Regions from separate parts of the Homo sapiens genome. Here all the other regions are linked to region 4. Evidence: chromatin contacts called from ENCODE Hi-C or POLR2A ChIA-PET data. All regions are on one chromosome and are shown on one strand. The core of a region is the stretch at or near the end of the contact, and the rest is flanking DNA. Distances in the headings are between cores, read along the strand shown. Region 1 holds the start of TEF (TEF transcription factor, PAR bZIP family member). Region 2 holds the start of RANGAP1 (Ran GTPase activating protein 1). Region 3 holds the start of JOSD1 (Josephin domain containing 1). Region 4 holds the start of TNRC6B-DT (TNRC6B divergent transcript). Region 5 holds the start of PMM1 (phosphomannomutase 1).

Region 1 (2,841 bases), core at 198-2,697, 1.3 Mb after region 4:
TGGCTGTGGGTGTCTGGATCATGCATCTACCCCCTGAACCAAGGACTATCACTATACCACCCCCCCAACCCCTCCTGCTAGAAGGGCTGGGCCACTGTAGGGATGCTGGATAAACAAGCCAAGCTCTCTGCCTTCCGGGAGTTAAGCGGGGAGTCTAATGTTGCCTGGGTTTGCAGCGGAGTCTGATCTGTACTATAAAGAGGTACAAAGTTCTGAGCGCTGTTTAGGAGCAGCTTTCCATTTGTGTACCGCGCCACATATTACATTTTTACGGATTTCTGCGGAACTCCCGGGGAGGCTTTATATTTTAAGAGAGGAGGTGGTTCTCCCACAAAACGTGGCATCGGTACCTGGTGTCAAGGAGGTTTTTGTTTTCTAGGTAAAAGAAGGGAGAGTTCTAGAAAGGAAAAGAATTTCACATCTGTTTGGGACTGTGGAGATTCTCTAGCCCAACCTCTTAATTTTATGGCCGAGGAAACAAGCTCCAGTGAAGCAACCGGACTTTCCCAAGGTCATAAGCTAGTAAGTGGGAGGGCGGAAACATGTACTCGGGCCCTGGCTCAGGTCAGAGCTTCAGGAATGCTCCCTCCACGCTAGTGTTGATCTGGATGCGTGGGCAACCCGACACCCCGCTCTAGGGCGGCCAAGCCTGCTCAGGCCATCCCTACGACTTGGCAGGTCGCGGTCCCCGGCCCTGCCCTCAGGCGACCTCTGGGTCGCGTGGGAGCAGAAGTGCGGGCTAAGCTCAGCGTCCCTGCCCCGCGACCCTGGGCAGAGTCCCCAGAACAAAAAGACCCGTCCCTCCCTTCCCCTCCCGCCCCGCCACAGCCCCGCACGTGCGGCGCCTCGTGCACCGCCCCGGGCCCCGCCCCCGCCCTCCATTGGCTGTTCCCGCGCCTTCCTCCTCTGCCCCCTCCCCCCGCGACCAGACTCGGCTGCGGCTCCACGTGACCCGCGGGGGGTGGACACGCCGCGCGAGCAGGAGCTCGGATAGGTCGCTTTGGCCGGCCTGGCCGCTCCGAGCTCCGCCCCTCTTCGGTGGCGCGTCGGGAAGGTTGCAAGTCGGGGACAAGAGGGAGAGGCTGCGGTGGTTGGGGAGGGCGGGGGTTATGAAGAGGGCGGTGAAGGGGGAACACTGGTAGGAGGGAAGGGACCGCGCCGAGGAAGGCCCACCACAAAGACTCCAGCAGGCGCCAATCAGGGGACACAGGGGCGGCGGGGCGGGGCCTCCGCGAGGGTCCTCACCTGGCCCCGCACGTGTCTATCTTATCCCGGCTGCCCGACCAATCACGGCCCGAGGATCTGCGCCTGCCCCTCTCGCAGGCTGGACCAATCCAGAGCAACGATCCGGGGAAGCTGGCCTGGCCTCATGAATAATTAATGTGCCAGAGCCGGTCCGCAGGCGGGGTAGCGATGGAAGGAGGCGGGGGCGCCATTGGGCGCCTGCGCAGTAGCTGCCCGTGTCGGCAGCTGCAGCGGGTCGCACGGCTCCGGCCCATCTCGGGGGGCGGGCGGGGGAGGCGAGGTGCGCGAGCCGAGTCCGGGGCACGATGTCCGACGCGGGCGGCGGAAAGAAGCCGCCTGTGGACCCGCAGGCAGGACCCGGTCCGGGGCCGGGGCGCGCAGCTGGGGAAAGGGGCCTGTCGGGGTCCTTCCCCCTGGTCCTGAAGAAGCTGATGGAGAACCCCCCGCGCGAGGCGCGCCTCGGTGAGGGCGGGGGGGTGGTCCGCGCGGGCTGGGGGCGGGGCTTATACAGGGGCGGGGCCTCGTGAGGGCGGGGCCGGGGAGGCAGTGGGTCAGGGAGCAGTGGTCCAGCGGAGGGGGATGGGGCCTGGATGACCAGGAGCCTGGAGGACGAGGCCGGGGGGCTGAGGACAGAGGGTCAGGGGCGGGCTGAGACGGTGGGTCTGGCGGGAGAGGGTGGGGAGAGGTTTTGAGGAGGCGGAAGGGGATCGGGAGCAGTCACTTAAATGACGCTCCAGGGCCCCTCCCCCGGGGCCACCTGCATCGGAGTCACTCGGGATGCCTGTTTAAATTGCTGGTTCCTGCGCCCCACCCAATCTGCGGTCACTGGGACAGGGGTCTTGCATTTTAAGGAGCACCCCACCGCACCCCCATTATTTTCCAAGTACACCAAAGTTTAGGAAGCGCAGGCCTAGGGTAGCGAACTGTCATCGTACGTGGCCTTACCCCTCCCGGAGGGACCTGGCTTCCTCCCTGGGTGTGAGTAGCGCCAGCTACTAGGTCCAACGGGAGCCTTTCTGTTGCGGGGCTTCTGCTGAGCGGGTGGGGGGGGTGTGGGCGAGTAGTGTGAGGCGCCTTGGGAGGGGAGTTTTGGGCCAAGCAGAGAAACGATGAGGGTCAGATGAGTCCACTGAGGCCCTTCGCCTGGTTGGTTGGGGCTGACCCTTAGATTCTGGGGCCACGGCGGCAGGACTGAGCTTCATCTTTTTGCCTAGGCCAGGAACGTCACTGGGGCGTATACGGAAAGCAGGTCTGGCCTTGTTTTTCGCCCTGGGAGATGGGGTGCAGGGAGCAGCAGGAGGGCCGCCTGTGGTGGGGTTGTGGGTGCACTGAGGTATACTTTGAGTGTGAGACCTTTGCATTTCCAAGAGCCATCAGTTATTCAGGGTTTGGGAAAGGGATAGGCCTTCGAGAGTTGTCTGGCCTGGGGAATGGATTTTCCTTTTTAAAATGCCATTTCTCTTCCTTTCCTGGGTGTATGCTGAGGCTCCCATCCCTGTGGCTGTCACTGTTGAGTTATAAATAGCTTCAGCACATCAGGTGAGGCCAGCCTCTCTCCTCCTGCTTTGGGACCTCATGTGCACAAACCCTTTTGTT
Region 2 (2,700 bases), core at 40-2,539, 1.2 Mb after region 4:
CACCTGTAATTCCAACATTTTGGGAGGCTAGGCGGGAAGATCACTTTAGACCAGGGTTCGAGACAAGCCTGGGCAACAGAATGAGACCCTGTCTCCACAGAAAAATTTAAAAATTAGCCAGGTGTGATGGCATCTGTAGTCCCCATGACTTGGGAGGTTGAGGTGGGAGGATCGCTTGAGCCCAGGAAGCCGACGCTGCAGTTCAGCGGTGATCGTTCCACTACACTCCAGCCTGGGTGACAGAAGGAGACCGTCTCTAAAAAGATAAAAAAATTTAAAGAAAAACCAACAAAAAAATTAACCTGAAACCCCAGCATCTCTTGCAGTTCTGAGATGGGACAATTTGAGGGTAAAAGGTGGTGGTGAAGCCTCCAGATAGAATAGGGACAGAACTTCTCAGCTGAACGGGGGCCCATTCCTCAGTCCAAGAGAGAGCGAGACAGAGATGCACCCCTCCACACTCACTTTATAAACCAAGAAACTGGAGCACAGAAACGTAAATTGATTTGTCCAAGGTCAGCAAAGGATCAGCGCCAGAGCAAAAGCAAAGGGCTAATAGAGAAACATCCTCTCCCCGCTCCGCAGCAACGTCAGAGACTTTCTGAGGTGAGATGCATGCTCCTGCAAAGCGTCAGCAGTGACTCACATCGATTCCAGGGACAGCGGCGCCAGCCCGGGGCCCCCGCGGGCGTGGGCCTGCTGGGAGGTGGCTCTGCGGGAGCGACGCGCGAATACAGGCCGCAAATGATAGGCGGGCGGCGCAGGAGCCCCATCTGGAATCCCCGGCGGACTCGCACCGCCTCCGGTTGACAACAATGCTAATATGAGACGCCACTGCTAGCAGCTGCAGGCTGAGCTGCTCTGGCGAGTCAGACGCCCTTTAAGCCTCAGTTTCCCCATTTGTGAAAGGAGCCAGCGCCGCTCAACAACCCCACTCCCACCGCCACCCCTGGGGCGCTCGGCCGTCGAAGGCTAAGTGAAGAAGGCCGAGGGGGCAGGCAGAAGGCGCACACGGGCGCCACGCCCTCCTCGCCCCGCACCCCTGTTCCAGGCAGGTGACGGGGAAAGGAAAGGGACCCTGACTCTACCGTAAACAGGCGGCGCCGCCGCGTGGGGGGAATCGAGCGCGCGCCTCCGCCCTCTGGGGCGGGGACGGATTTAGGGTCCGGGTCAGGCCGGGGTCGCCACCTCCGGATCCAGCGGTCCAGATGTCCAGCCGGCTAGTCTGTTAGCTCTCTCGAGCTCCCGGCCTCACGCGCTTCCAGCACCACCTGCTCTCCGCACCGCGGCGGATGATGGCGGAGGAGGAGGATTTTGAAAGCCGGCAGTTTCTTTGCTTCGATTTGATTTGTTCGAGGCCCCGGCCGGCTTGCCCTCGCCCCGCTCGCGCGGCCTCTCGGGTAGAGTAGTCCGGTTCCCCATCTGGGAGCGCGATGGGGCGCGCACCGCGAACTACCCGTCCCATGGCGCACCGCGCGCAGAGCGTCCTCCACCGCCCTCCTCTTCGCCCTCCCCTGGTGGCTTCTGGCTCTTTCTCGCAGAGACCGCAGGGAGGTGTTCAGCCGGGAGCGCCCAGAGACTACAATTCCCAGAATGCGTTGCACCCAGGTCCCTCAGCTCTTCCGGAAAGGTTTTGTTCGCGTAACTTTGTTGATAACAGGTACTGCTGGCTGCTGGGTCTCTTGGGCAAGACACAGGTATCCATTTCCCGAAAGAAAAGACTCTTTTCCGTCCCATGAAACTGAAAGGGCATTCGAAGGCTTCCACATAAATATGCACAAATTACCTGATAATTAAAAAGGGGAAATAGTAACTATCGTAGAGAAGCTCCGCAGACACCACTTGAACGGCCACGTTAACATCAACAGCAGGACAAGCTGACATTCATCGCACGCTTTCTGTGTGATGCACTGAGAAAAACACGGCGTCACCGTCCGGTCTATAATGCATGACCTTAGTCTAATCATGAGAAACCCAAGCTGAGGGACATGGTACAGAATAACTGATCTGTACCCTTCCGGAAATGTCTGTATTATGTAAGACAAAGAAAAACTGAGGAACTGTTGCCGATTACAGGAAACGAAAAAGACAACTGAATGCAAGACATGGTCCTGGATCGGATCCTGGGTGGGGATTGCTATAAAGGACAATACTGAAACAGCAAAACTTGACTATATTAGATAATAGTATTGTATCAATGTTAAATTTATTAATTTTGATTATGGTACAGGGTTATGTAAGAGACTGCCCTTGTTCTTGGAAAAAAATGCTGAAATAATTAGGGACAAAAAGGACATGATGTCTGCAACCTTTATGGTTAAAAGAAATATACCTATACATATACATAGAGAAAGCAGAGACACAAATGTGGCAAAATGTTAATCAGTTAATCTGGTTGAAGAATATGGGAGTTCTTTGAACATTTTTGCAACTTTTCTGTAGGTGTGAATTTAAGCATAAAAACACAAACAGCGTTTTTTTTTTGTTTTTTTTTTTTGAGATGGAGTTTCACTCTTGTTGCCCATCTTGGCCTCCCAAAGTGTTGGGATTATAGGCGAGAGAGTGTGAGACCAGCCTGGGCAACATGGTCAAACCCTGTCTCGACAAAAAATACAAAAATTAGTTGGACGTGATGGTGCAAGCCTGTAGTCTCAGCTAAGGGCCTGAGGCAGGAGGATCTGGAGCCTGGGAGCTTGAGGC
Region 3 (2,700 bases), core at 116-2,615, 1.3 Mb before region 4:
AGATCACTCAAGAAAACACAGCTGAGGCTATGAGTACTTTCCTAGCCCACCGTAAGTGCCTGATAAATGGTAGTGATTATCTTTTCATGTCTTGTGTCCCTTATACCTGCTAACGCAATCTAGCTAATACCTACAGCTTTGAAGGTTTATGAAGCTGAGACACTGCCCCACCCACAGAAATCCAGAAATATCAGTATCAAGATGCCAAGGAGAAGGGTCCCCTACCTCTGGAAAATCTCTTGCAGCGTATCCCGGGTGAAGGCATTGCTGTCCTGGAAGACGTTATTGAGGGCGTGGAGGGCACAAAGCTCCCTGCGCTGTTTCTCATGGTAGATTTGTGGGGGTGCTGCCTGGGGCAGCTCCAATGATTCAGATTTGGCCTTGTCTCCTTTCCATGGCACACAACTCATGTTTTTTGTTTTAGGTTCCAGAGATGGCTATAAACACCCCACTCTTCCCTCTAGAGGAAGAATGTAAGCTTCTCAGTCTTTTCCGGATTCCTGAGGTCCACCTTATTCTCTGGTGTCCATGATTTATGCTTTGTCACTGGGAGAAAAGATTGGAATCAAAAGGAAAAAAATAAAACCCACCTCTTCTCTCTTCTCAATAGAAAAATAACTTTTGGATTACTTTTATTTTGCTACCACTGTCAAAGTGCAGAATTTAAAAAAACACATAAAATGTAAGACCTTGTTTCCGTTTCCCCACCCTTCCCTCCCACCCCCCTCCAAAATCCCCACGATTTTCTTGCTGTTTCCCTCTGCAAATGCCAGGCCTCAAAGCAGGAGGACCGAACACAATCGGTCACATCGCTCCTTTTCTTCCATTTCTTTTGAACCACGACGCCAATGACTCGGGAGACAAGGCCTGGGTGACGGATAAATTTAGCGCACGAGTCGAGTAGCTAGCGCGGGCCGGCAGGCGTGGGACCGCGAGCCGCGCGGGGGCCTCGGGGGCAGCCCTCCATCCCCTCGGGTACGGTGGGGCCCGCAGGGCGCGGCTCCCTCGGAAGGCGCGGATTCTAGCCCTCTGGCCGCGGCCCTGCGGAGGAGGAGACAACTCCGGTCAGCGGCGAGCGGGCGCGGGAAGTGAGCGGCGGGGCCGGCCCCTGCCCGAGGGAAGGTTCCGCGCGGCGAAGGGCTGGCCCGCGAGGGGTGGGGCCGGACAGTCAGCCTCGCGCTCCCGGGCCCGCGCCCACCCGGCTCGCAGCCCCTACACAAACCTCCCCGCCCGTCACGTGAGCGCAGGCCCAGACGCCCTCCCGCCGCGCCCCCGGCCGCAGACCCCAGGGCCGCCGGGACTGCTCGCCGCTGGCGGTCCCCTCACCGCAGCCGGCCGCCACCTGGAGTGCGCGCCGCCAACTGGGCCGTGCGGGCGGGCGCGCGCACCTGAGCCCGACGTCAGCGGCCCCCGCCCGGCGCGTGCTCCGGAAACGCCCTCCCGCGCCGTCCTCACTCCTCCCAGCCGTGGCGTCACGCCTGACGTAAGTCTGACGTCATCGGCACCGGCCTGGGAGCCGCAGACGCCGGGCGTGTAGGGGCGCAGTTCAACGGTTGGGGTGTTGCAAAGGCCGTGGGTGTGGGGCTGCGGGCTGCGCACCTCGGCGGCGGCCGGCAGGGTTGGGGTCCAGCCGCTCCGCTCGGCGCGGCCCCTGGCGGGGCGGCCTGAGGGAGTCCTACCTGGACGCCAGCCTGCCCTTCTCCCGGGCGTGGGCGTTGTTTCGGGGCGGCAGCCAGGCCAGCGGCTGCAGTCCGCGGCTTTCAGCACCCCTCCCTTCTCTGTGCCGGGCTTTTCGGCCGAACGTTCTCGCTCCTTCTGCGTTGACTGTTTTATGTGTGGTTAACGCGCGGCTCACCAGGGGGGATTTTGAAGCACCTGATTCGGTCGGGCGCAAATTGCCTTGGTTAGTGGGCCCGACCGTGCCGCACTGTCCAGGGAGCGTCAAGGGTAGGTGTCTCGCTGGGAGTCACATTTCAAGTGGAAAGGAGAATCCTGTTGCAGTTCCTTGGTGTCGCATTTCGGTTCACTACACACAAGCCACTGCCTTCTTGCCTGGGGGCTCCCCGCTCTTCTCACGGTGGCTTTCCTCTCTGCAGAGACCTCTGCGCGAGGTATACCTAAGCGCATTGTGTGCGTCTTCGGGAAAAGGCGAAAACTACTCGCAGTCCCACGTGGATTTCATTTTTTCCCCTTTACCTACTCTTAGGGTGCGTGGTAGGCATCATTATCCACCTTAGCTGCCCTTCTTTTGGGTTTTCTGTAAAACTGGAAAAACGAGAAGAAACTGTTGCACTTCAAATTTAGTTGTTTTGTTTTGTTTTTTGGAGACGGAGTTTCGCTCTTGTTGCCCAGACTGGAGTGCAATGGCATGATCTCCGCTCACCGCAACGTCCGCCTCCCGGGTTCAAGCAATTCTCCTGCCTCAGCCTCCCGAGTAGCTGGGATTGCAGGCATGCGCCACCACGCCCGGCTAATTTTGTGTGTTTAGTAGAGGGGTTTCTTCATGTTGGTCAGGCTGGTCTCGAACTCCCGACCTCAGGTGATCCACCCGCCTTGGCCTCCCAAGGTGTTGGGATTACAGAAGTGAGCCACCGTGCCCGGCCTTTTTTTTTTTTTTTTTTTTTAAGATGGAGTTTAACTTTTGTCGCCCAGGCTGAATTGCAACGGGGCGATCTCGGCTTACTGCAACCTTCACCTCCT
Region 4 (2,700 bases), core at 114-2,613:
CAAGGAGGTTACACAACAGCTTGGATCAGGAAGTGAAACAAGGGCGGTGATCCCACTGAAGCTACAGGGGATGGGGATTTGGGACGGTAAAATGTTAATTACCCAAGATGGAATGTGGGCTAGAGTCCAGCGTTGTGCTCCTGGAGATCATTTCGGTCGCAAAAGCTCACTGGCAATGGGTCCTAAGCGTCCTGCCCTCCTCTGGCTGAAATGTTGGATTCACTTCGATGAATGCTGCTATAGGGAAAGAACCCAGTGGCCACCAGCCAGGAGCACACGTCTTGCTCAGCATCAACTATCCTGGAAGATTTCCAGGAGCTGAAGGGCTGTTCTCTTTGCATGCAATAAATTATTCATTTCTAAGACGATTTATTCTGTCTCTCTCTTTAGACTTGATTTCTCCTAGTTTTCCAGCTCTTGAGGACTCTCTCCAAAGAATGAGTTGTAGATGGTTGGTCAGGGGTTGCGAGTGGTGCCTAGGCTTCGCATAAAAGGAGGCAGAAATGTCTACCTTAAAGGGGAGAGGAATGGGTCCTGGGGAGGAAGATGTGGTGGAGGCAATGACAACCTTTCCATAGTAAGTCCCCAACAAAGTCACTTCTAGAAACTGACTGAAGACTTTGAGTTCCAAATGAAACGTTTTTAAGATGCTAGGTTGGCTGACAAGTACATCGTCTAAGGTGGAGGCACTAAAGCATAATAAAAAGAGTGAAGTCTCTGCAGTTTGACCCAGGACCAGATGCCAGGCCCACCAACGACTCTGTATCTGGATGACCTTGGGCAAGTTTTCTAAGCTCTCGCCAGCCTTAATTTCCCATCTATAAAAACTGGATACTGCATTACTCCCAGGTTTAACCAGATAATGTTTGTGAAGAAAGCAGCCCAATACTTGGCACAAAATAGGCAAGGGAGTCACTATTATCGTCAACTACTGGCCAAACAACCAGAGTTGACCCCAAATCCCCAGTAAACAATTAACCGTAGCAGAGCGAATCCGGATCTGACGCACCTATTTGCCCAATAAGGTGCCAGGAAATAACACAGTGGAGTCAAACCAATGGTATTAGCCCTTGTTGATGGACGGGCTTTCTTGCTGTTCCACCAATAGCTTGAAGATTTGACTGGGGAGTGACATCCTGACAGTCCAATGACGCACAACCAGCCCACACTCAGCACTTCGGAGGGGATAAATCAAGGAGCCGGCACGTATGGATTCCGTTATAGGGCAGTACTGGTTGGAGAGAGGAGCTTAGGGAAACAGCGCCGAGGCAAGGCACTAATGAGCTAAAAATAAAGAAAAAAGACGATGGTTGCGCCAAGCGACCTCGGCCGCCATCATGCTCTAATTTCCCCTGAGTCTCTCTGGGTCCTCGACCGAGGAAGCGGCCTCTGGGATGCTGAGGGGGTGTGTCCCCACATGATTGGCTCAGGCAGCTCAGCCAATCCTAGCTCGTTAAACGGGAAGCACTTAACCAATGAGGGGCGAAGGCAGCAACGAGGAATTGGAGGGGCGGAACGACAGCTTGACGGGCACAAAAGCCAGCCAGTGAGAGCCGGAAGCATCCTCCCTGCGGCCAATGGAGTGGGGCTCTGGGCGGGCCCCCGAGTGTTTGTGTTGTGGTTTTGGGGGAGGGATGCGGAGGGGAAAGTTTGTTTATTTTGTTTTTAGTTTTTGGGGTCCCCGTGCTGCTGCAAGGCGAAACGGGAGGGAGTGACCCCTGCGCCCCTCAGTCCCCCCTACGACGTCGCCTCCATAGTCTGCGGAGAAGCGGAGACTGCGCGCCTCGCCTCACAGCGAAACGCCGCGCACTCGGAGCCGGCACGGCTCGGCGGTGAGTGAGGTGCGGCGGCCGCGCCGTCCTTCCCCTCCCCCGCGCCCCGCCGGGACGGAGCGGGGCGGCCGGGGGTCGGCGAGGGCGCCCCCGGGGGCGCGCGGCGCGGCCCGGGGCGGTGAGCGGAGGCGCGGCGTGTGCGTGTCCTCGCGAGGGAGCGCGCGTGGGGCGGGGAGCGGGCCGGGGAGGGGGCGTGAGCGCGCGCGGGGCTGGTGCGGCCGGCGGCGCTGAGCGCGCGCTCCGCGGGAGCGGGCGCCGCCGAGATTTGAGTCGAGGGGCGGGGAGGGACTCGGGGCGACGTCCGGCGCGCGGGCCGGGGCGCCCCGAACGGCCGGGCAGGCACTGGCGGGCGCGCGCGCGGCTCCGGGCGTCACGCGCCAGCAGGTGTGAGCTGGGGGAGGGCTTCCGGGTGGGCTGGCCCGGCCGTCGAGTTCGCTTCCCGTCTCCGGGGGGCCTCGGCGCGGGGACACCTTCCCGGCCCGCGGAGGCGCGTCCGCCCCTGGCTGGCGGTGGCAGAGGGAGGCGTCAGGCCTCGGATCCTCGGGTCCCTGCGCAGCGTCCCGGCCTGTGTGCAGGACCTGCGTGACAAGGTGAATGCGTTCCACACCCCTCGCCAGGGCCCTGCGTGTGCGGCCACTTGGGGAGGCGGCTCAGACTCTGGACAAGGAAACGAGGGGCACGGAGAGTGTTTTTACACCTTCCCGTGGTCCGGTGCCCTTCAGTTCCAGACTACCGGTTTATTCGGCTGTAGAGGCTGGACATCCGATCCAGCGAGACACGCTGTAGTGGTTAAAGACGTCCAGTAACGGTCACCTCTAGTCAAGCGCCTTAAGGACCAGCTTATTCTGAATTCTTTGGAATTCAGGTT
Region 5 (2,700 bases), core at 98-2,597, 1.5 Mb after region 4:
ACAGGCGTGAGCCACTGAACCCAGCCTAATTTTTGTATTTTTAGTAGAGACGGGGTTTCACCATGTTAGCCAGACTGATCTAGAATTCCTGACCTCAGGTGATCTGCCCACCATGGCCTCCCAAAGTGCTGGGATTACAGGCGTGACCCACAAGCAAATGGCCCACCTTTGCTCCAGTCCTGCTATCTTCCTCCCGGATCCACCCCTGCAGGAAGGCCTCCAGGGCCCAAGCCAGGGCAACTTCACCACAGAGGATGGGGAGGGGCATTCGGGACCTAAGAGAGGAGGCTAAGACCTGGGTTCCCATCAGCCACTGCCCAGTAAAGCCCATCCCACTGCTCCCCCACGCTAGGAGACCTGTTGGTTGGTCCTTGAGGCCCCCAGACTGGAGGGTGGGTTACCCACAGGGAGGGCATGAATGAAGCCTGCTTACTGATGCATCCAGCTGGTGAGGGGGCTTTTGGGGACTCACTCACAATGAGACCCAATGGGAGAAAAACTGAGCAGAGGTAAGAGGCTCAACACAGCGAGAGTCTTTAGAAGAAAACTAGACTCTTACCCTCACTATTCCTCAGTGTCCTCACAGCAAACAGGCTAGGCCTGGAGCCTCTCACATCCGGGTGGGTAGAGCTCATAAACGAATTTGAAAAGAAGCCCTCTCTGCTCCACGACTGGGGGTGGAAGGTAAAGTGGGTGATGGGGCTTCAGAAACTAGACCCAGTCCCAGGCCTGCAAAGGTCGGGGTGGGAAGACTCCGAGACGCCCTGTCTCCCACCAGATGATGACTGACGCTTGGCTGTGTGCTTGTGTGCCTGGAACCCCGGTTCAGAAGCCAGCTCCGACCACTGGTGTGTCGTAGGGCTGAACTAGGGTGGGATCCCCAGCTCAGGAGGCGGGGGCGTCCGTGAGCCAGGCCTTAGCGGCGTGTGACAGCCTCCGGGGAGGGAGGGAGCTAGGCCCCTGCTCGCAGCCTCCTCCCTCCAGTACTGGATCCAACCCCAGCACTCCCAAGCAGAACACAGGCAAGGACGCTGCGGGGTCAGTGACGTGAGGGCCAGGTCCCCTCACTCCCGGTGGGTGGCCCCGGATGTCAGGGGGCCGGGTACCGCCGCATCCCACACTCGGTCCCCGGGTGTCCACGGTCACGCTGCTGCAGACCCCACACTCAGCCTCGGGGGTGTCCGCGTGACACTCCCGGTGGGAGCTTCCAATCTTCAGGGTCCTACCTGGCGAGCCGGCGTGAGGGTCCCGTCCACGTCAAACAGGCAGAGGACGCGCTCCTTCCTGCGGGCTGCCTGGGCGGTGACTGCCATGGCTGCAGGTCCGCGCGCGGGGCGGAGTCCCGAAGATGCAACGGCAGAAGCAGCTCAGGGATAAGTGCTGACGGGGCGGGGCATTAGGGGGCGGGGGCCAGTGGACTGCCTGATTGGCCAAATGAAGAAGGGGCGTGGTCTAGGCGGGCGGAAGCGGGGGCGGGGCCTGAGCTGATTCTCATTGCTCGTGGAGGAGGGGAGCGCGGCATAGGGCGGAGCGGAGCCCTCCAGGTTCGATTGGATTGCTCCAAACAAGGCGGAGGAGGGGCCTGAGCCTGGGACCCGCAGGAAGTGAGAGGGTGAACCCGGAAGACAGGGGCGGGGCCAGAATTGGCGGGTTGATAGTGATTGCAACAGGCCGATTAAGGGGCTGGGTCGGGCGGGGCCTCTACCATGCAGTGCAGTGTCTAGTGGGCCAGGCGGGACTAAGAGAGCCGAGGTCGCTCCCCATCCACTCTCACAAGGTTTGTGGCCATCTCTTTGCCTTACAAATTTTGAGCTGTAGGAAATCTCCTGAGCCGGGCGCGGTGGTTCACGCCTGTAATCCCAGCAGTTTGGGACGTCGAGGCGGGCGGATCACCGGAGGTCGGGAGTTCGAGACCAGCCTGACCAACATGGAGAAACCTCGTCTCTACTAAAAATACAAAATTAGCCAGGCGTGGTGGCGCATGCCTGTAATCTCAGCTACTCAGGAGGCTGAGGCAGGAGAATCGCTTGATTCCAAAGAAGCCAGAGGTTGCGGTGAGCCGAGATCGCGCCATTGCACTCCAGCCTCAAAAAAAAAAAAAAAAAAAAAAAAGGAAAGAAAAGAAAAGAAAAGAAATCTCCTGAAGGCCTTTGTTCAGGCTTTGGACTTTGCCAAATTGCCTTCCCCGAGCCTTATTCCTTCTGTCCACACATAAGACCCAGCTCTCAGGGTCTACCTGCTTGGAGACCTTCCCAGATTCTTCTTTTTTTTTTTTTTTTTTGAGACAGAGTCTCGCTCTGCCCAGGCTGGAGTGCAGTGGCGGGATCTCTGCCCACTGCAACCTCCACCTCCCAGGTTCAAGCGGTTCTCATGCCTCAGCCTCCCGAGTAGCTGGGACTGCAGGCGTGTGCCACCATGCCCACCTAATTTTTGTATTTTTACTTACTTTTATGTTTATTTTATTTTATTTTTGACACAGGGCGATTTATTTATTTATTTATTTATTTTTTGAGACTGGGTCTCACTCTGTTACTCAGGTTGGAGTGCAGTGGCATGATCTCGGCTCACTGCAACCTCCGCCTCCCAGGTTCAAGTGATTCTCCTGCCTCAGCCTCCTGAGTAGCTGAAACTACAGAAGTGCGCCACCACGCCCGGCTAATTTTTTTTTTTTTTCTGAGACGGAGTTTTGCTCTTGTTGCC

Evidence for each region. A loop is a pair of places that touch in the nucleus more often than their neighbours do. ChIA-PET counts read pairs that join two places held with the same protein, here RNA polymerase II (POLR2A). Pooled maps may share reads with other maps.
Region 1: a loop to region 4 is called in a pooled map, with 21 times the contacts of the local background. The contact joins the promoter of TEF here to the promoter of TNRC6B-DT in region 4. A Hi-C loop is called at or near these places in 8 of 50 pooled maps. POLR2A ChIA-PET finds 5 or more read pairs at or near these places in 2 of 52 experiments (CD4-positive, alpha-beta T cell and activated B cell).
Region 2: a loop to region 4 is called in a map of CD14-positive monocyte, with 6 times the contacts of the local background. The contact joins the promoter of RANGAP1 here to the promoter of TNRC6B-DT in region 4. A Hi-C loop is called at or near these places in 1 of 168 maps with a recorded cell type or tissue (CD14-positive monocyte), 1 of 37 single-sample maps with no recorded cell type and 8 of 50 pooled maps. POLR2A ChIA-PET finds 5 or more read pairs at or near these places in 1 of 52 experiments (CD8-positive, alpha-beta T cell).
Region 3: a pooled map shows a loop between it and region 4 (13-fold over the local background). The contact joins the promoter of JOSD1 here to the promoter of TNRC6B-DT in region 4. A Hi-C loop is called at or near these places in 9 of 50 pooled maps. POLR2A ChIA-PET finds 5 or more read pairs at or near these places in 3 of 52 experiments (CD4-positive, alpha-beta T cell, Caco-2 and PC-9).
Region 5: a pooled map shows a loop between it and region 4 (9-fold over the local background). The contact joins the promoter of PMM1 here to the promoter of TNRC6B-DT in region 4. A Hi-C loop is called at or near these places in 1 of 50 pooled maps. POLR2A ChIA-PET finds 5 or more read pairs at or near these places in 2 of 52 experiments (CD4-positive, alpha-beta T cell and endothelial cell of umbilical vein).

What each region holds. Positions count from the first base shown.
Region 1 is chr22:41,380,495-41,383,335 of GRCh38, forward strand. It overlaps TEF (TEF transcription factor, PAR bZIP family member), which reads left to right and starts at 1,448. Exons shown (of 4, transcript NM_003216.4): 1 at 1,448-1,707. The coding sequence starts at 1,551. It overlaps LOC105373042 (a long non-coding RNA gene), which reads right to left and starts at 1,417. Exons shown (of 3, transcript XR_938271.3): 1 at 1,246-1,417. RefSeq lists silencers at 667-1,266, 1,297-1,996 and enhancers at 1,131-1,425, 2,207-2,286.
Region 2 is chr22:41,284,898-41,287,597 of GRCh38, forward strand. It overlaps RANGAP1 (Ran GTPase activating protein 1), which reads right to left and starts at 1,290. Exons shown (of 16, transcript NM_002883.4): 1 at 1,089-1,290. RefSeq lists enhancers at 993-1,062, 1,493-1,712, 1,743-1,812, 2,133-2,182.
Region 3 is chr22:38,699,578-38,702,277 of GRCh38, forward strand. It overlaps JOSD1 (Josephin domain containing 1), which reads right to left and starts at 1,366. Exons shown (of 5, transcript NM_001360236.2): 1 at 1,223-1,366; 2 at 226-1,041. The coding sequence starts at 410. RefSeq lists a silencer at 873-1,832.
Region 4 is chr22:40,043,167-40,045,866 of GRCh38, forward strand. TNRC6B-DT (TNRC6B divergent transcript) reads right to left here and starts at 1,364. Exons shown (of 1, transcript NR_163486.1): 1 at 1-1,364. It overlaps FAM83F (family with sequence similarity 83 member F), which reads left to right. Exons shown (of 5, transcript NM_138435.4): 5 at 1-368. It also overlaps a transcript of TNRC6B not described here. RefSeq lists enhancers at 359-1,006, 1,088-1,387, 1,698-1,817 and silencers at 2,118-2,337, 2,348-2,417.
Region 5 is chr22:41,588,493-41,591,192 of GRCh38, forward strand. PMM1 (phosphomannomutase 1) reads right to left here and starts at 1,348. Exons shown (of 8, transcript NM_002676.3): 1 at 1,227-1,348. The coding sequence starts at 1,313. RefSeq lists an enhancer at 473-1,152 and a silencer at 1,547-1,696.